2 separate regions of the Homo sapiens genome follow, and region 2 is linked to region 1. Evidence: chromatin loops called from intact Hi-C (ENCODE). Cell type or tissue: B cell. All regions are shown on one strand. Each heading gives the region's core, and the rest is flanking DNA. Links, peaks and the distances in the headings are about the cores only. Region 1 overlaps CLUL1 (clusterin like 1). Region 2 overlaps METTL4 (methyltransferase 4, N6-adenosine).

The links. Hi-C counts contacts between places; a loop is a spot of excess contacts. Peaks named below come from ENCODE experiments on the same cell type or tissue, not always from the same donor. Only the 100,000 strongest peaks of a DNase experiment are listed, where the experiment ranks them.
Region 2: a loop joins it to region 1, with 11 times the contacts of the local background. A loop is called at or near these places in 3 of 110 quality-filtered maps.

The regions. Positions count from the first base shown.
Region 1 is chr18:620,136-628,476 of GRCh38, reverse strand. CLUL1 (clusterin like 1) reads right to left here. Exons shown (of 10, transcript NM_001393344.1): 5 at 3,445-3,612; 6 at 948-1,380. It overlaps LOC105371952 (a long non-coding RNA gene), which reads left to right. Exons shown (of 7, transcript XR_935082.4): 6 at 3,731-3,957; 7 at 4,270-7,825. Among named protein-coding and RNA genes, the nearest start is that of CLUL1, 27 kb to the right of the region's middle. In B cell, for the core only: CTCF peaks have their summits at 1,342, 3,994 and 4,207; a DNase peak (open chromatin) is centred at 4,306.
Region 2 is chr18:2,537,303-2,545,643 of GRCh38, reverse strand. METTL4 (methyltransferase 4, N6-adenosine) reads left to right here. Exons shown (of 9, transcript NM_022840.5): 7 at 885-991; 8 at 1,358-1,449; 9 at 6,499-8,114. The coding sequence ends at 6,644. Among named protein-coding and RNA genes, the nearest start is that of METTL4, 30 kb to the left of the region's middle. In B cell, for the core only: CTCF peaks have their summits at 3,266 and 3,521 (motif pointing right); a DNase peak (open chromatin) is centred at 3,513.

The DNA of each region.
Region 1 (8,341 bases), core at 301-8,300:
TACTCCATAGAAGCCCACAGAAGATATCTGCCGCCTTAAAACATAAAGCAGCATTGTGTCTCCAACATGGATGCCATGAGGCATGATTAGTGTTGGTAGAAGGCAATTCTTATCTAATATTTCTGTAGTTTGGGGTTTATGAGCATTTTTTGTGGTTTTATGCATACATTTTATGATTTAAGGAATGATTGTAGTGATTCAGAGGAGGGCACTAAATTGCTCTGGTTATATGTGAGAGTGGGCTTCTCAAACTGGGAGTTGAGGATTCCAGATCAATTTTAAAGAAGCTCTCTGATGCTTTAGCAGAATAGAGCTGAGCATCTACATGAGCTTTAATAAATGAGGGAAATGGCCATGCATGGTGGCTCACGCCTGCAATCCCAGCACTTTGGGAGGCCAAGGCGGGTGGATCACCTGAGGTCGGGAGTTTGAGACCAGCTTGGCCAAGATACTGACACCCCCGTCTCTACTAAAAATACAAAAAAATTAGCTGGGCGTGGTGGTGCACAACTGTAGTCCCAGCTACTTGGGAGGCTGAGGCAGGAGAATTGCTTGAACCTGGGAGGCAGAGGTTGCAGTGAGCCAAGATCACACCACTGTACTCCAGGCTGGGTGGCAGAGTGAGACTCCGTCACAAAATAAAATAAATAAAGAAATAATAAATGAGGGAACTGGTTTTTTTTTTTCAAGTTCTCAACCTATTAGCATTTTTTCTTTCTGCTTTGAAAATTTGCTCTAGAAAGAGTTCAGTTCTCAACGATGATGGAAGAGGGATGGTGTTTAGCAGACTTCAAAGCTTCTTTTAAGAGGCTCTGAAACATTTTCCATAAATTGTCTCTTCAAGAAATGCTATACAATGTGACTCAGAAATGTCTACCATTTCTGAAGCTAAACAAAACTTGACTTTAGTGTAAACCTCTAAGTAAAAGTAATCTTTTAATACTTGCCTTTGTCTTGTTTTGGTAAATCTTCTATTGCCTTCAGCATCTTAGTAATTGTTTCACTGACACTTTCATAAATAGAGACACTGAAATTACAAAACAGCTGGAAGAAGTTGGGAATGTCCCAACATTGCTCAAGATCTGCTTTTGTCATCGGCTCTTTAGAGAAAGCTGGAAAAAAGTAAGGCTCAGTTAGGTCTGTATCTGATATGAAATGTGATTGAAAAGTCTGGTCAAACTCTTGCTGCATCTGTCTGAAGACGTTAAAACTCCTGTTAAAGAGAGAATTCACATCCACAGTCAACTGGCTGAACACATCCTCCATTTGGGTCAATTGTGCATCTTCCTCAATGAGCTTTTCACTGATGGGGAGATCTTTTTCATTATCTTCATGGAAAGGAAATAGAAATTGATATATCTTCCTGAAAAACCGTTCAATCTGTGGAGTAGAGTAGGGGACAGAAATGGAATAAAAAATTATTTTCTTTCTCGACTCTTTCTTTCTTTTCTTTCTTTCTTTCTTTCTTTCCTTCCTTCCTTCCTTCCTTCCTTCCTTCCTTCCTTCCTTCCTTCCTTCCTTCCTTCCTTCCTTCTTTCCTTCTTTCCTTCTTTCTTTCTTTCTTTCTTTCTTTCTTTCTTTCTTTCTTTCTTTCTTTCTTTCTTTCTTTCTTATTTGAGATGGAGTCTTGCTCTGTCACTCAGGCTGGAGTGCAATGGCACCATCTCGGCTCACTGCAACCTCCGCCTCCTGGGTTCAAGTGATTCTTCTGTCTCAGCCTTCCGAGTAGCTGGGATTACAGTTGCACACCGCCATGCCTGGCTAATTTTTTTTGTATTTTAGTACAGACAGGGTTTTACCGTGTTGCCCAGGCTGGTCTCGAACTCCTGAGCTCAGGTAATCCACATGCCTTGGCCTCCCAAAGTGCTAGGATAACAGGGGTGAGCCACTGCACCCGGCCCTGGACCATTTCTTATTGCAAATTTTAAAGTCAACTTACAGTAGTCATTTCAAATCAAGAATAATTCTGGGCAAGCTAGTATGAGGCAATTAACTTTAAGATAATTTCTTAACCCTCTTATACCTGACTTTGCCTTTGCCTATGGAAACAGGATCTGAAATTTCTCCTGGTTTACATTGCCCACCAATAGCCTAAAAAGGTCAAGTTTTCACTTTGGGAGGCCAAGGTGTGTGGATCACCTGAGGTCACCAGCCTGGCCAACATGGTAAAACCCTGTCTCTACTAAAAATACAAAAATTAGCTAGGCGTGGTGGTGGGCGCCTGTAATCCCAGCTACTCAGGAGGCTGAGGCAGGAGAATCACTTGAACCCAGGAGGTGGAGGCTGCAGTAAGCCAAGATGGCACCACTGCCCTCTAGCCAGGGCAAAAGAGCCAGACCCTGTCTCATGAAAAAAAATAAAGAAAAGAATTTGGGTGGATTGTCTGCCTCTCCCTCTACCAGCTTCTGTTTACTTGACTCTTCATCCACAAAAACAAACCTTTAAAGCCCCAAGAAATGTTCATAAGATCACACAACTGACCCAGATGGGAATGGTCCCCATATCTCCTGACTTCCTGCTGGTGCTGATTACACCATATTCTGGTGTATTAGCAGGCGACAGTAGCTCTAAAAATAGAGCAGATGCAATTAATAGTGGAGGCAAATTAACTTGGCGCATTCATTATCTTAGTAGTTGCTCCCTTTGTAATTGAGTACGGCATTGCCAAGCCAGGAGCATACCCTAATTAGTATGTGCTCTAATATGGAGCGTGAAATTCCACTCAATTTTGTATTCAGCTCACTTCTTGAAGGGGGAGAAAAATCTAGCTTAATTGGAGCCGTTAGTGGGGCAGAGCTCATCCTATTCAGGTCACCACCCTCTGTGATCCCTCTGCTCAGAAGATAACCAAAGGGTACAAAAAAGAAAACATGCCAGTCCTACATACATGGGTAGGGCAAAAGGGGACATGAAGGGGTGTGTGTGTGTGTGTGTGTGTGTGTGTGTGTGTGTGTGTGTTATGCATAAGGAGGCAAGCATGTTGAAGGTAAGATTTGGGAGGCAGAGAGTATCTTTAAATATTTGGCCTCCAGAAGGAAAAATTAATGTGGATTGAAATCAGAGACTGCAATGCTATGATTCCAAATGCAATTTGGTAAACATTTACTGGATGCCACCAATGCATAAGTGAAGACAAATAAGATATGATCCCTGCCCTCAAAGAGCTTACTATCTAGTGGGAACATGTTCACAAATAACAAATACAAGGCAGAAAGCCAGGATATTTTAAGAGATGCATTCAGTGACCACTGAATGGGTGCTCTACCTTATAAATTGCGTATACACAGGTGATGGTATGTAAACATTAGTATTAGATTCTAGAAAGCAAAAGGCCCCTATCAGATCAGGCATCTCCGTTCTAAATATTAACATAAATTAATAAAAAAGTAAGCTGAAATAGGTGCCTCAAGAACTGTGAAATCTTGAGCTCTCTTTTTCTCTTACCTTATTTTTCACAGAGGACCAGCTAGGTTGGCAGGTTGTATAAATTCTCATGCAGTTATTTTCCAGGCAAGACCTGCATTCACCCCAGGAATCTGCCAAAGACTCCCGGCATAGCCTTTCTTCTTCCTCCAGATGTTCTTGAACTTCATTCAGAAGTTTCAGGGCCTCCTAGTTAAAAGTAGAAACAAAAGTCCAATTTCCATTTCATAATCTATGTGCACCTTAGTTGATTTCACCCTTTGAAATGTATACATTCTAAACTGCTTTTTCATTCTTTCTCCTTCAGGTGCCTCGCAGCTGTCAGATCTCCCCCAAAGCTTTCTGTTTAGTTTAAGAAAAGAGCACTGATTGATTCCTATTGAAGACTGTAAATCTTATTCATCTGTTCATTCATTTGTTCAATAAGTATTTACTGAGTGTTTGCTATGTGACAGACATTACTCTAGGTGTGGGTGACCTGACAATGAAGATGCCATCCCGATCTGGGAACAACTGTGATTTACCTATTTACCGGTAAGTCTGTCTTCAATTCTCATCCACTGGTGCATGGGGAAAGTGGGCTTTACAGTTTATAAAGCTGGTACATTTTAATTCTTTCATTTATGCTGTCTTTAATTGTTGTATATCCTTAAACATTGCAAGAAAGTACAATTCTTGTATGTCAAGTTAAATGTTCCCGTTGAGTTACATTGTAATTGCCGAGACGCAGGATGGCATCTCTGCAATTAGAATGTAATATAATAAATATATTTATATATAATGTAATATTAAATAAATATAAATGGGAATATAAACAAGCTTTGTTCTTCTTGTTTATATTCCCAGTGCTCCCCCTTGTGGTGCTTGCTGTACTTGGCCAAGTCCTGCTCTGGGTGGTGAGGAGCCCAGCAGCAGTGGCACCTGTCCCTGCGAGCCTCAGCCCTGCCCCTGGAGTGCCTCACGGGTCAGCACCATGGTGCAACAGACCTTTCTTCCTGTGCCCCTGCCCAAACCTCTGGCTTCCCTGCAAGTGTGGACTTCTGAACCCCAGCCCCCTCCATGCCGAGATATCGTGCAGGGGAATGAAGTGAGTATAGTGGATCTGGCCATAAGAAGACAGCCTCAGAGCTAATGGAAATGACCCTTTCCTGGAGTATTAAGCCCAAAGAATCACCTGGGCACTGACAATCTTCCACATCTTCTCTGCCTGGCTAGGATTTGTCAGTTGTCCTCATTGTAAAGTTTGGCTGCTAAGCCACGTAGCATTTGGTATGATCCACGTAAGAAAACTGCCAGGGCCCCAGCTTGCCAATATACATTTTGACCCAGACAGGAGTGTGTGTGTGTCCTTGGACTTTGTAGAACAATTTTGGAATCTTACATCTTTTTTTTTTTTTTTTTTTTTTTTTGAGACAGAGTCTGGCTGTGTCGCCCAGGCTGGAGTGCAGTGGTGCAATCTCAGCTCACTGCAACCTCCATCTCCCAGGTTTAAGAGATTCTCCTGCCTCAGCCTCCCCAGTAGCTGGGAGTACAGGTGCGTGCCACCATGCCGGGCTAATTTTTGTATGTTTAGTAGAGACGGAGTTTCACCATTTTGCCCAGGCTGATCTCGAACTCCTGGCCTCAAGTGATCTGCCCAGGTTGACCTCCCAAAGTGCTGGGATTGCAGGCATGAGCCACCTCACCTGGCTGAATCTTACATCTTAAAGTGGTTGTTTTTCGGCAGGGTGCAGTGGCTCACACCTGTAATTCCAGCATTTTGGGAGGCTGAGGCGGGTGGATCACCTGATGTCAGGAGTTTGAGAACAGCCTGGCCAACATAGTAAAACCCTGTCTCTGCTAGAAATACAAAAATTAGCTGGTCATGATGGTGGGTGCCTGTAATCCCAGCCACTTCAGAGGCTGAAGCAGGAGAATCGCTTGAACCCAGGAGGCGGAGGTTGCAGTGAGCCAAGATCGTGCCATTGTCCTTTAGCCTGGGCAACAAGAGTAAGACTCTGTCTCAAAAAAAAAAAAAAAGTTGTTTCTCCAAGGCAAGTAACAATACCTCCAGGATTTTCTCAATCAGTCCCAATTTTACATATTCTGCTCATTGTCCTCATAAGCCAAAATCCTAATATTCCCAATTCCAAACTACAGTGGCTGTGTACCCTTGGGCAAATTACTTAATACATATAAGCCTTAGTCTCCTCATTTGCAAATAAGAATAATAGGAATAACAGTATCTACTTCTCAAGGTCTTTGCATTAAATGAGCTAAACAAGCAAGGCATCTATTATTATACCTAGTATCCATTATCATAGGCAAGACATCTGTTATTATAACTAGTCCAGTATAATAACTAGTATCTCTCAGGCTTCCTTCCATTCACTGCCCAGAAGCAGGACAAAAAACAGTTACCAAATCACAGGTCCCAAGTTTTGGAAGTGAAACATTGCCATGGAAGAAGTAGACCTCTGTCTAGTAAACATTCCTAAGGAATATCCTATCGACGCCTTCCGTTTCCTGCTAGACATTGTACCAACTGGCAGATTCACGCTTATAACTCTATTCCTATAGATGACAGTTTATCAAAAGCGCTATATTAACCTGGCATTGAGCCAGGCATGGTGGCTAGTGCCTGTGATCCCAGCTACTCGGGAAGTGAGGCAGGAGGATCCCTTGAGCCCAGGAGTTCAAGACCAGCCTGAGCAACATAGCAAGACCCCATTTCATTAAAAACACATACAAATAAAACCTGATTTGGAGGTCAAGTCACTCTAACCTTCTCTAGGGTTTCCTACTTAATAAGTTTCAGATAGTCTCACTAAATATTAATAAGGAGGGGTGGAGGAAGGGGACAGTGAGGATGCTGGGTCACCACTGAGCAGTACTCTTGAGAATGGGTGGGGCTCAATACTGGGAGACTAGGGTTGCTAACACCATATTTGCCAATTCATAATTTGTCTAAACTGACCTTTATTCTAGGCTTTAAGTAATTTTAGGGAGGGATACTCAGGGTTAAACAGATTTTTTTTTTCCGATTAACTTTCTAATTGAGTGCCTCAAACTTAAGAGTATAATTCAATGAATTTTTGTACAATAAGATTTTTAAGAATAAACAAAAATTCTACTAGTTGCTTGGATTCTTCAGGGCCAGAAGTGAAATCCACATTTGCTTACTTGACCCACCCAAAGTGGAATATTCTTGTTAAAGCTGTATACCCTGTCCTCCTTGCCAGGAGGTTCAGGGAAGTGAGAAAAGCGGAAAATCACTGGGTCCCCCGTGCACACATCTGCTGACTTTATCTCAGTTCATTCATTACAGTGTTGGAGTAACATGTTAATTAACAAACATCTCAAACCCCAGTTTTCTTAGCTATAAAATGAAAGTAGTGGTTTACCCAGATGTTCAAAACATTCCATGTGATAATGTGTTTTGTGAAGAGTGTATGAGTGCTATCTAGTGTCTCTATTCCCAGATGGCCAGGCTCACAAGCCCACCAGGGAAGATCCCAGCTGGAGGGGCTTCCACATTTTCCTGATGAGGAGCTATTTTAGATTTCCTCAAAATCTTTTGATTGCTGCCAAAAGGGAGAAGGGTTTGCAGCTGCTGGTCAGGCATTCTCCTTTCCTTGCCAGAACCCTGACTGACTCAGGGCAGTAGGTGAGGCTGCAACATCAACCAGTCCGGTGACGCTGACACACAGCTTTGGGGTCAGCCTGTCACACTACCCGGCTCCAGTTGCTTAACGGACTCCCAGAGGCCATGATCCTCAGAAGTAAAAAGATGTAAGCAGCAATCTGGAATTCAGTGGCCCCCAACTTTATAGATAGAGGGATAGATAGAAAATATTAGAACTTCCACTTGTATTTTTAAATTAAAAATCTGACTGGGGTGGGGGGAATGGGGCATTGTTTAATATGTATAGACTTTCAGTTTTTGCAAGATGAAAATAATTCTGGAGATTGGTTGCACAACAGTATGAATGTATTTAACACTACTGAACGTTACACTTAAAAATGGTTATGATGGTAAATTTTGTTATATGTATTTTACAACTTAACATTTTTCAAAAAATAAAAATAAATTTAAAAAGTAATTTACTCTCAACATTAAAATTGAAAATATTTTCCAAATTATTTTTGTTACAGTTTTAATTTCCTCTTTGATTTAAGGGTAATGTTTGAAGATAACCTTTTTTAAAAAAGTCATTGTTTTGAGTGTGATGTTAATTATTAATGTCATTAAACTGCAAGCTATTCAATGTCTATAATTTAGAAATTTACTGAACTTTATACTGTGGCATATGAACAATTTTTTACATCTTCCAAAGACATTTGAATATAATATGTATTCTCCATTGATAAAATATGTAATTCAAGCTATAGCTGTTAAATAAAGCTATTTGAATTTGAAAAAGTGATTAGGCTGATGCATTATTGGATATACATGGTACTCTCTTGAGATGCATATGTCAGATACTGTGTGTGCCCAACTGTATGTGATGACCTTGGGGAAAAGGGGATCCTCTACATTCCAGAAGAATCAACTATAGTTCCCTTGCTCTGTTCACATGCACCCAATTGTAATGAGTTGCCATGTAAGAGAACTCAGGTAGACTGATGGATTTTATTATCTAGTTTTAACTAAAGTAACCTTCACTAAATGGACAGGAGGCTTAACAAGATTCTTGAAAAAAAAAAAAACTTGGCAGATTTTAAAAATGAATAATTTAAGCTCAAGCGGACCAAAAGCAAATGGCAGAGCTGACACTTGATCATTATGAGCTCTTTATTGGCCAAGTGACAAGGGAAAACTATGGTGATCTAATCAGATCTGGCAAGTCGGCTAAAAGTTTCAAAATATCTAGAAGATTATTTGAAATGTGGACTTATATCCACACTCGCTAATGATGAATCTCACCTTAAATACATA
Region 2 (8,341 bases), core at 211-8,210, 1.9 Mb before region 1:
GTATTCTGACAGTGAAAATGTATATTCCCATGGTAAATTAATGAATTGATATTTTAAATTATTTTTAGTTTGATTAGCTTAAATGAGTCTTTGAGAGTATGATCATCCCAGGGTGAAATGTGAAATTGAATTTCTGAATTTATAATGCCAAGGGCCAGTCTCTGGACTAGGTATTGTCTATCAACCACCCACTTTCTATCCTTATTAATTTTGGCTTTGACAATGTTTAATGATACTATCTCGTGTAACTAAAGGGAAACGTGTTATTATGATCTACTTAGTCATATTGCAATTCATTTATTAGTTCATTAGTAATTCATTTATTAGTTTATTTGCATGAACTAATAAATTACTGATGACATGGTTTCCAGGAATCAATTTTAGTTAAGAGTAGAGATTGTTTTATGTGCAAGATGATAATGAAGTTATATTTGAAATATTTATATGATATTTAATAAAAATCTCTTATAGAAGCAGTGTCTAATATGGTAGCCACTAACACATGTGACACTTCAGCACTTGAAATGTGGCTAGTCCAAACTGAAATGTACTGTTAAGTATAAAATACACTTTGGATTTCAGGCATAGTACAAAAGAAAGAATGTAACATATCTCAGTAACTTTTTTGAATTGATTACATATTGAAATGACAGTATTTCAAGTATGTTAGACTGAATTAAATATATAATTAAAATTGATTTCATTGCATTTTTTTTTTTACTTCTTTTGGTGTTTCTATTAGAAAATTTAAAATGATAAATGTGGCTCACATAGTATTTTTACTGAATATCACTAGCCTGGAGGTTTAATTTCTTTTGTGTGTGTGTGGAAGCTCTATAGTGATGGGAAAAAATAACCCTCTTTTGTTGGCTCCTTCCTATCAGATAACCAATTCAGGAGAATTTGTGTTCCCATTAGATTCTCCACACAAAAAGCCCTACGAAGGTCTTATACTGGGGAGGGTTCAAGAAAAAACTGCTCTACCATTGAGGTAGGAAAGGTGATTTTTCAAAATTGTATACATGTATTAATTTTTACGCTTTTAAAAATGATTAGTAATCATTGACTTTTTAAAATGTTTATGTTTTTGAAACTCTGAAAATGGTCCAGTGTAGAAAAGAATGGATGGTATGGCACAGGAAACTATATTTTGTTTTATCTAGTGTGTAATTGTCATTATTATAGAAAATGAAATTATAGGAATGTCTCAATACTTAAATTGTTAATTTCTTTCATTGATTGTAAAATTTGTGTTAAAATCAGATACAGAAAGAGAACAAAAATCAATGCAGCTGTGGCTTATGTATAGAAAATTGTTTTTTAAAATATAGTTTACTTTCTTGTTCTGTTTAATTAGGAATGCAGATGTAAACGTGCTCCCCATTCCAGACCACAAATTAATTGTCAGCGTGCCCTGTACTCTTCACTCACATAAGCCACCGCTTGCTGGTATGTTTTTATAAAATAGAATTGTTATCACTTTTGTCAAATTTGAAAAAAAGTGTACATTTAGTATTTAAACGGCCTACAGATTCGGAAATTAAGTCAGACGTAGGTTGTTAATGAATATTCTAAAACTTTATAGCAGAATTCATAGCAGAATTTGCCTATCTCTATGAAATAGAGAATAGATTAGTTTTATGTTACTCAGCTTTTCCAGTTATACCATTTTTCAGATTCCCCTTGCTATCAGTTGCTTCCCATCACTGGGCTGACACAAAGAATGCTGATGGGCATCTGAGGATGCAGTTCAGCTAGACCCTTTATTTTACTACCGGGGCTGTATCCCTTGCTTGTTCTAAAACCAGGAACTCAGAATAGTAGTCAGAGAAACAGAAGTCCCTTGATATTTGGTTAGTGGCTCTCAGTTTTACGTTTTTTTAAAGGTAGTGTTGCTTTTCTGGAACATTGACAGGTAATTGCTGCAGCCTGCAAATTCTCACTAGTCTTAATGCTTTAGTATAATGTTTATCATTCAATGAAACTATGCAGCAGGGAATAGTGGGGAATTTGGCTTTAGAAATGGACTAATGTGATTTTGAATCCTGGCTCTGGGAGTTGGGCAAGTCACTCAAATATTTTTCTGTATCAAAGTCCTCATTTAAAGAGGGAATAATGATATTTAGTCCTCTAGAGTTGTGAGAATTAGTTATATTTAAAGTTCCGTAGCATGTGATAGAAGCTCAATGAATGCTAAATTTTTCAAGTCAGAGTTTAAAAACATAGAAATATAAGTCCTTGAGAGATACTGAATTTGATATTCAAAGTTTACTTTTCAAAGGATTTCTTCAGGAATACATATTTTATTGGTTTGGTAATTTCTACCAACAAAAAACTGCTACAAGTTACCACTCAGGAAAACTACAGGAGCTTATGTTACCTTGCAGAATATGAGGCAGTTTATGACCTGGGAAATGGAGAAAGTGAATACAAATTCCTAGAGAATTTTTATTGCTAGCACTTAGGATTTCTGTTATCTTAAATAGTTTATGGAGAAGGGTCCTTTTTTAATTTTTTTTTTTTTTTTTTTGAGATGGAGTCTCACTCTGTCACATACAGTGGCCTGATCTTGGGTCACTGCATCCTCTACCTCCTGGGTTCAAGTGATTCTCCTGCCTCAGCCTCCTGAGTGGCTGGGCCTACAGATGTGTGCCACCATGCCTAATTTTTATATTTTTAGTAGAGACGGGGTTTCGCCATGTTGGCCAGGCTGGTCTCAAACTCCTGACCTCAAGTGATCCGCCCGCCTCGGCCTCCCAAAGTGCTGGGATTACAGGCATGAGCCACCGCACCCAGCCTCTAGAAGGGTGTTTATAGTATTACTTCATTTGAGACATATACAGATGTCTACCTGATAATCCATTCTTTGACTAAGAAGGATTCTCAGTGAATAATCGATTGCCTTATGCTTCGGACTGTCATAGACCTTTAATGCTTTAATATATAACTCAAGTGAAAGTGAGATTGCATTGTTCCTCATGAAAAAAAAATTATACTTGGCACTAGTAATACCTGATTATATATGTATATGTATTCCTCTCATTTGAATTTTATTTATCACTTGGTAACAAAGCTAGTGTTTGTCTCAAACCTTATTTTTTTCTTTTAAAAATTCAAAAGCTAAGACCATAAACTTTTCATTCTGAAATGATAGTAAACTATTTGTCAATTCCTTTAAAATAAAATAAAGTTATATTTAAAGATGAGCCTCAGGAGACAGGTTTTAAAATAGTGAATAAACAGGAAGGGGAACATCACACTCTGGGGACTGTTGTGGGGTGGGGGGAGGGGGGAGGGATAGCATTGGGAGATATACCTAATGCTAGACGACGAGTTAGTGGGTGCAGCGCACCAGCATGGCACATGTATACATATGTAACTAACCTGCACAATGTGCACATGTACCCTAAAACTTAAAGTATAATAATAAAAGAAAAAAAAAATGAGTCTTGCCCTAAAGCATTACAGCTTATATCTTTGAAATGCAGTTCTTCCTCATTCCCAGTAGAGAGCAGCACAAACACATTTTTAGCATTGAAAACATTTAAAGACAAAAGTTAGATTCTGGAGGAAACATCTGAATAACTCCATATATATATAAAATCTTATGTTTTGGTTAAGTAGTGATAGGAAATATTGTAATATTTTATTTTTGAGTTCATGTTACTGTATATATTTTTAGTATAGTTCATGTTTCTATATATTTCAGAAAGCATCTCTCAGATTTCTGCAGTATATTTTACCCTGAAATCATAACTCTAGGGGTTTGGGATGATATATATTCTGTATATAATGCTTACAGCTTTTACATTTAAATATTCTTAAACTGTTTTATGCAAATTAATAAAATGAAATGTTTTCTCTTTTGTATTTAGAAACACCCTGATTTTTTTTTTTTAAGTTTAATTGGTTATTTCTGTTGCAAAATGTAGGAGACCACATTGGTAGCATATGGCATTTCAAAATGATACATTTGCATAAGTTTTGAAATTTTCTCCGATTGAAAGATAAGCTATCAATAGCTATGGTTTACAACCTAACATTATAAAGTGATATTGTTTGAAGATTTAAGGTAGGAAAATCATGAAATAAAGTATTTAAATCAAAATTTTAGCTTTCACATTTTACCTTAGAGGAATTTCCACTTCTTTTTACTGCTTTACATACTAACAGTTTCCATCTGAAGAGTGAAGTTTAGTTGATGGGATTATATGCACTGATGTTTGGGCCACTTCTCTCTTACTCCTGCCCCATGCTTTCAGAGCAAAAACGAAATGACTAGCTGTGCACAGATTGCATCCGCTCCATTAGTTAAAGTGTGTTTTACTAACTCCAGATGTTATGTAATTGTTGAAGTTTATGTGTCATACTCATGTTTAAATTTATACATTCACATTTATTTTTAAATTAATATTTAAAAACCAGAATAATCCATTTTTATTAATTTGCCTTTATTTCTTCTCCCTTATTTTGAAATAAAATAATTGTAGTTAACATTATAAAAACACAACTTAATATTCTGTTTTTCTTAACTAGAAAGGAAAAGAACCATGCAAAAACTTACTACATTGAGAAAATAGGATGGCAGTAAATGGGTTTAGGTTGTATGTATTTTTCCACTCCATCCAAGTACCTGGCCATTATTTTCCATTAGATTGTAAACTCTCATAAAACATGGATATTCTGCTTCCTTTGTTTAAGTTTTATAACACTGATTATAGTGGGTGCTCAGAAGAGGAAACATTTTTGACTGGCTGACTCCAGTTTAAATTTCTAAAATAGGGTTGCTAACATCTTCGTACCAAAAATCTGAACAAATGAAACAAAAACAAACAAAACCTTTCTTCAGCGTAACCTGAGACCACATTAAAGTGAACTGAGGCTGGTGAGGCGTTAAATTCATGGGAAGAAAATGGAAAAGTTCTTCCATGTGGGGTTATTTCCTCCAAGACTCTAGGGAAATCTTTCTCTTTCAAGGTTAGTAGCATTTAATTTATGCACTTAGGAAAGGGTTAGAAGCCTTCGTGCCAGTATCTCCTAGAACCCATCAAAGCCCAAATTTGAGTTCACTTGAATTATAGACAGTGAAACCTTTTAATTCTTCTTTGATTTTTGCTAAACAGGACCAGTACTTTCTGACAGATGAACAAGTATTTTGCTGTGAGAGCAACTGAAGAACATGATGAAACCTAAAATATTTGATATATTCTCTTTTAAACCTTACCTGTCTCTAGTATTCCTAAAGAACCCTTATCATTCCTAAATTTGATAGATTTCTTCCAAGCGCAATCTTACATAGCAATTATGAACCATATTTTACCTTTTCTAGTGATTTTTCTTATCTGAATTTTATACCAAATTCCTATTAGGTGGTTAGCATAGCTAACCAGCAGCATGATCAAGATTAAATTGATTTAAGTATTTGTCATCCAATTGAGTGAACATGTGCTTTTCAAAAAGTTTCTGTGTTCTTCTTTTCTTTTAGTGTAGACAACAGCTCTTTAGCCTACAGCTCTTTCCCCAACAAAATACAATGTTCAGTAGTTATTAATACATTGAATAATACAAGGAATACTTAACTGTGGAAGTACCATGATGAAATTTTAGGTAAAGAAGGATCTATAATTTGAAAATGAAGAAATGTTTTTAGTGCTACCAATTTACTGCTAAGGGGGCTAGTTATTTAAATGTTAGTTATTTGTTCTCAGTATTTCTATCTCTATCCAGCTCTTCATTTATTATTATTTTATTAAAGTTTATATTGCAGACAGACTTTTGTCTTTTTTTTTTTTAAATGGGTTGTTTTTCAATTTTTTTTAGAGCTCTTTTTCATGTATGGGTTATATTTATTAAAAATAAATTGGCTGGGTGCGGTGGCTCCTGCCTGTAATCCTAGCACTTTGGGAGGCCGAGGCGAGTGGATTGCCTGAGGTCAGGAGTTCGAGACCAGCCTGGGGAACACGGTGAAACCCCATCTCTACTAAAATACAAAAAATTAGCTGGGAGTGGCGACGTGTGCCTGTAATCCCAGCTACTTGGGAGGCTGAGATAGGAGAATTGCTTGAACTCGGGAGGTGGAGGTTGCAGTGAGCCGAGATTGCACCATTGCACTCCAGCCTGGGTGACAGTGCGAGACTCTTGTCTCAAAAAAAAAAAAAAAATTAAATAAATAAAGTTAATACTCAGGAGATATATCAGCAGTATTGGAAAACTGAAAAGTCACCTAGTAGGTGTTAAAGTCCTCATTTCTCATCTACAAATGAAACCAGTAAACCAGGACTATGGAAGTTCAGATGATATTGTTCCCAGTCTCAAGGGTACTTATTTTAAATGGCTTTCTAACTATAAATAGTAAAGCCTGTGATGAAATCCTTGAAATTAATTTGCTGTCTTTTAAGAACAAAATGAAATATTTCTCTGTTTCTACTCTTAACTGCTAAAAGGAAGTGGATTCCTTCCTCAATAATAATTTTTGTGTTTTTTCTCTTTTTTAAACAGAGGTTTTAAAAGACTACATCAAGCCAGATGGGGAATATTTGGAGTTGTTTGCTCGAAATTTACAGCCAGGTTGGACTAGTTGGGGCAATGAAGTTCTCAAATTTCAGCATGTGGATTATTTTATTGCTGTGGAGTCTGGAAGCTGACTATGATCTTGATTAAAGTAGTGGTTTCTTCATTGTTTCCTCACCACTTTTCCCTTAATTCTAAGTCATTTTTTTATTTTGTTACCAACCCATATTCTTAGAATATAAACAGGACTTGTTTTTTTCAGTAAGGGACCAGAAGTGACTAGCCTTCATGTAATTTTAAGATGAATTTTACTTGAGTTGCACTAACATTCTATGTTATTCTAGACTATACAAATTAAGTGGTAAGCAGTTATAAAGACGGCAAGACCATGCTATTGAAAAAGTTCAGAAAACATACACCGTGGACCAGAGGTCTTAATCCTATCTATGGATGTGTTTTGTGTGACCCATACAGTGTTGTAAAAAACACTTAGAACCATTATTCTAAAAAATGGGGCTATTTCACATTAAAGTCCAGATTTCTGCTTCTTTTTAAACATCAGAGGCTCTGGCTACACAGAGGCCTTTGTTCTTTCCTGGCATCAGTCTGCAGGACCAAGCGGTGGTGGCTCACTTGGGAAGAGCCTTGTGCTCTCCACTTTGCCACAGTACCACTGCCACCATGCTGCTCACTTATGTCATCCACTTGGCCCTTGTATGACCTGAATTTGCAACCTCTGGTATACTGTTATGTTCTGGAGAAAATATTCAAAGATCTGCCAAATACTGCATTAGTATACTGAGTTTATACAGCATTTTTGTAGGGTTTTAAATTGCATTCAAGGTCACTTTCCAAGCACTTTCTGGTTTTGCTTGTTTTTCTAGAAGAAAATGAAAAGCTATTCCTTATAATAAACATGGCAGCAAGTAAACAGTGTGATTGTGAAAAAAATATTATTTATAGATTTTCTACAAATAAATATTTGTCTACCAAGTAAAATATTTTGACTGAAATGATTCTTTGAAATGCATATTGATTTATTATGTATTGACTTTTTAAAAATTGAGGTATAATTTTCACAAAATTCTCCAATTTTCAGTGTCAAATTCAGTGAATTTTGAAAACATATATACAGTTGTCTGTCTGCCACAGTGATCATGATACAGAACACTTTCTTTACCCTGAAAACTTCTCATTTTTCCTTTTGCAGTCAATCCCCTGCTCCTATCCTTGGCCCCTGGCAAACACTGGTTTGCTTTCTATCATTAGTTCTGCTGTTTGAGAATTTCATATAAATGGAATCATGCAATGTGTAATCTATTGTGCCTGGCTTCTTTCACGTAGCATTTTGAGAAAAGCATTTATACTATTTACAGATTGTTGACAAATATTTATCCACTAAGTAAAATGTTAGACTGAAATGATTCTTTGACAAGCTTGCCAATTTACTGATTTTGTCAAAGAAAAATATGTTATTTTTGAAGTTTGTTCATCCTTTGAGTGTGTGAGTATAGTATCAGAGGCTTAATTTTGTATTTATGGAGCTATTCTAACTTGTTATTTAAAAGGAAAAAGGTATTAAACTTGAAGCAAACTTCTCATGATCTCATTTGAATTCTTTCCAGCTTCTTTTGGTATTTATAGATTTTATATACTTTGTGGGAACATTTTATCCTCACCAAGTTTTTGGACTTTTATTTTTGCATCATAAACACGGGTACTGAAAGAAAAAAGAGAGAATCTTAATTCAATGAGTCTATTATTCACGTTGCAAGAGTACTAGTTTTAGCTTTACTCCGAAGTTGTGAAACCTCTGGACCTTGTTTTAACA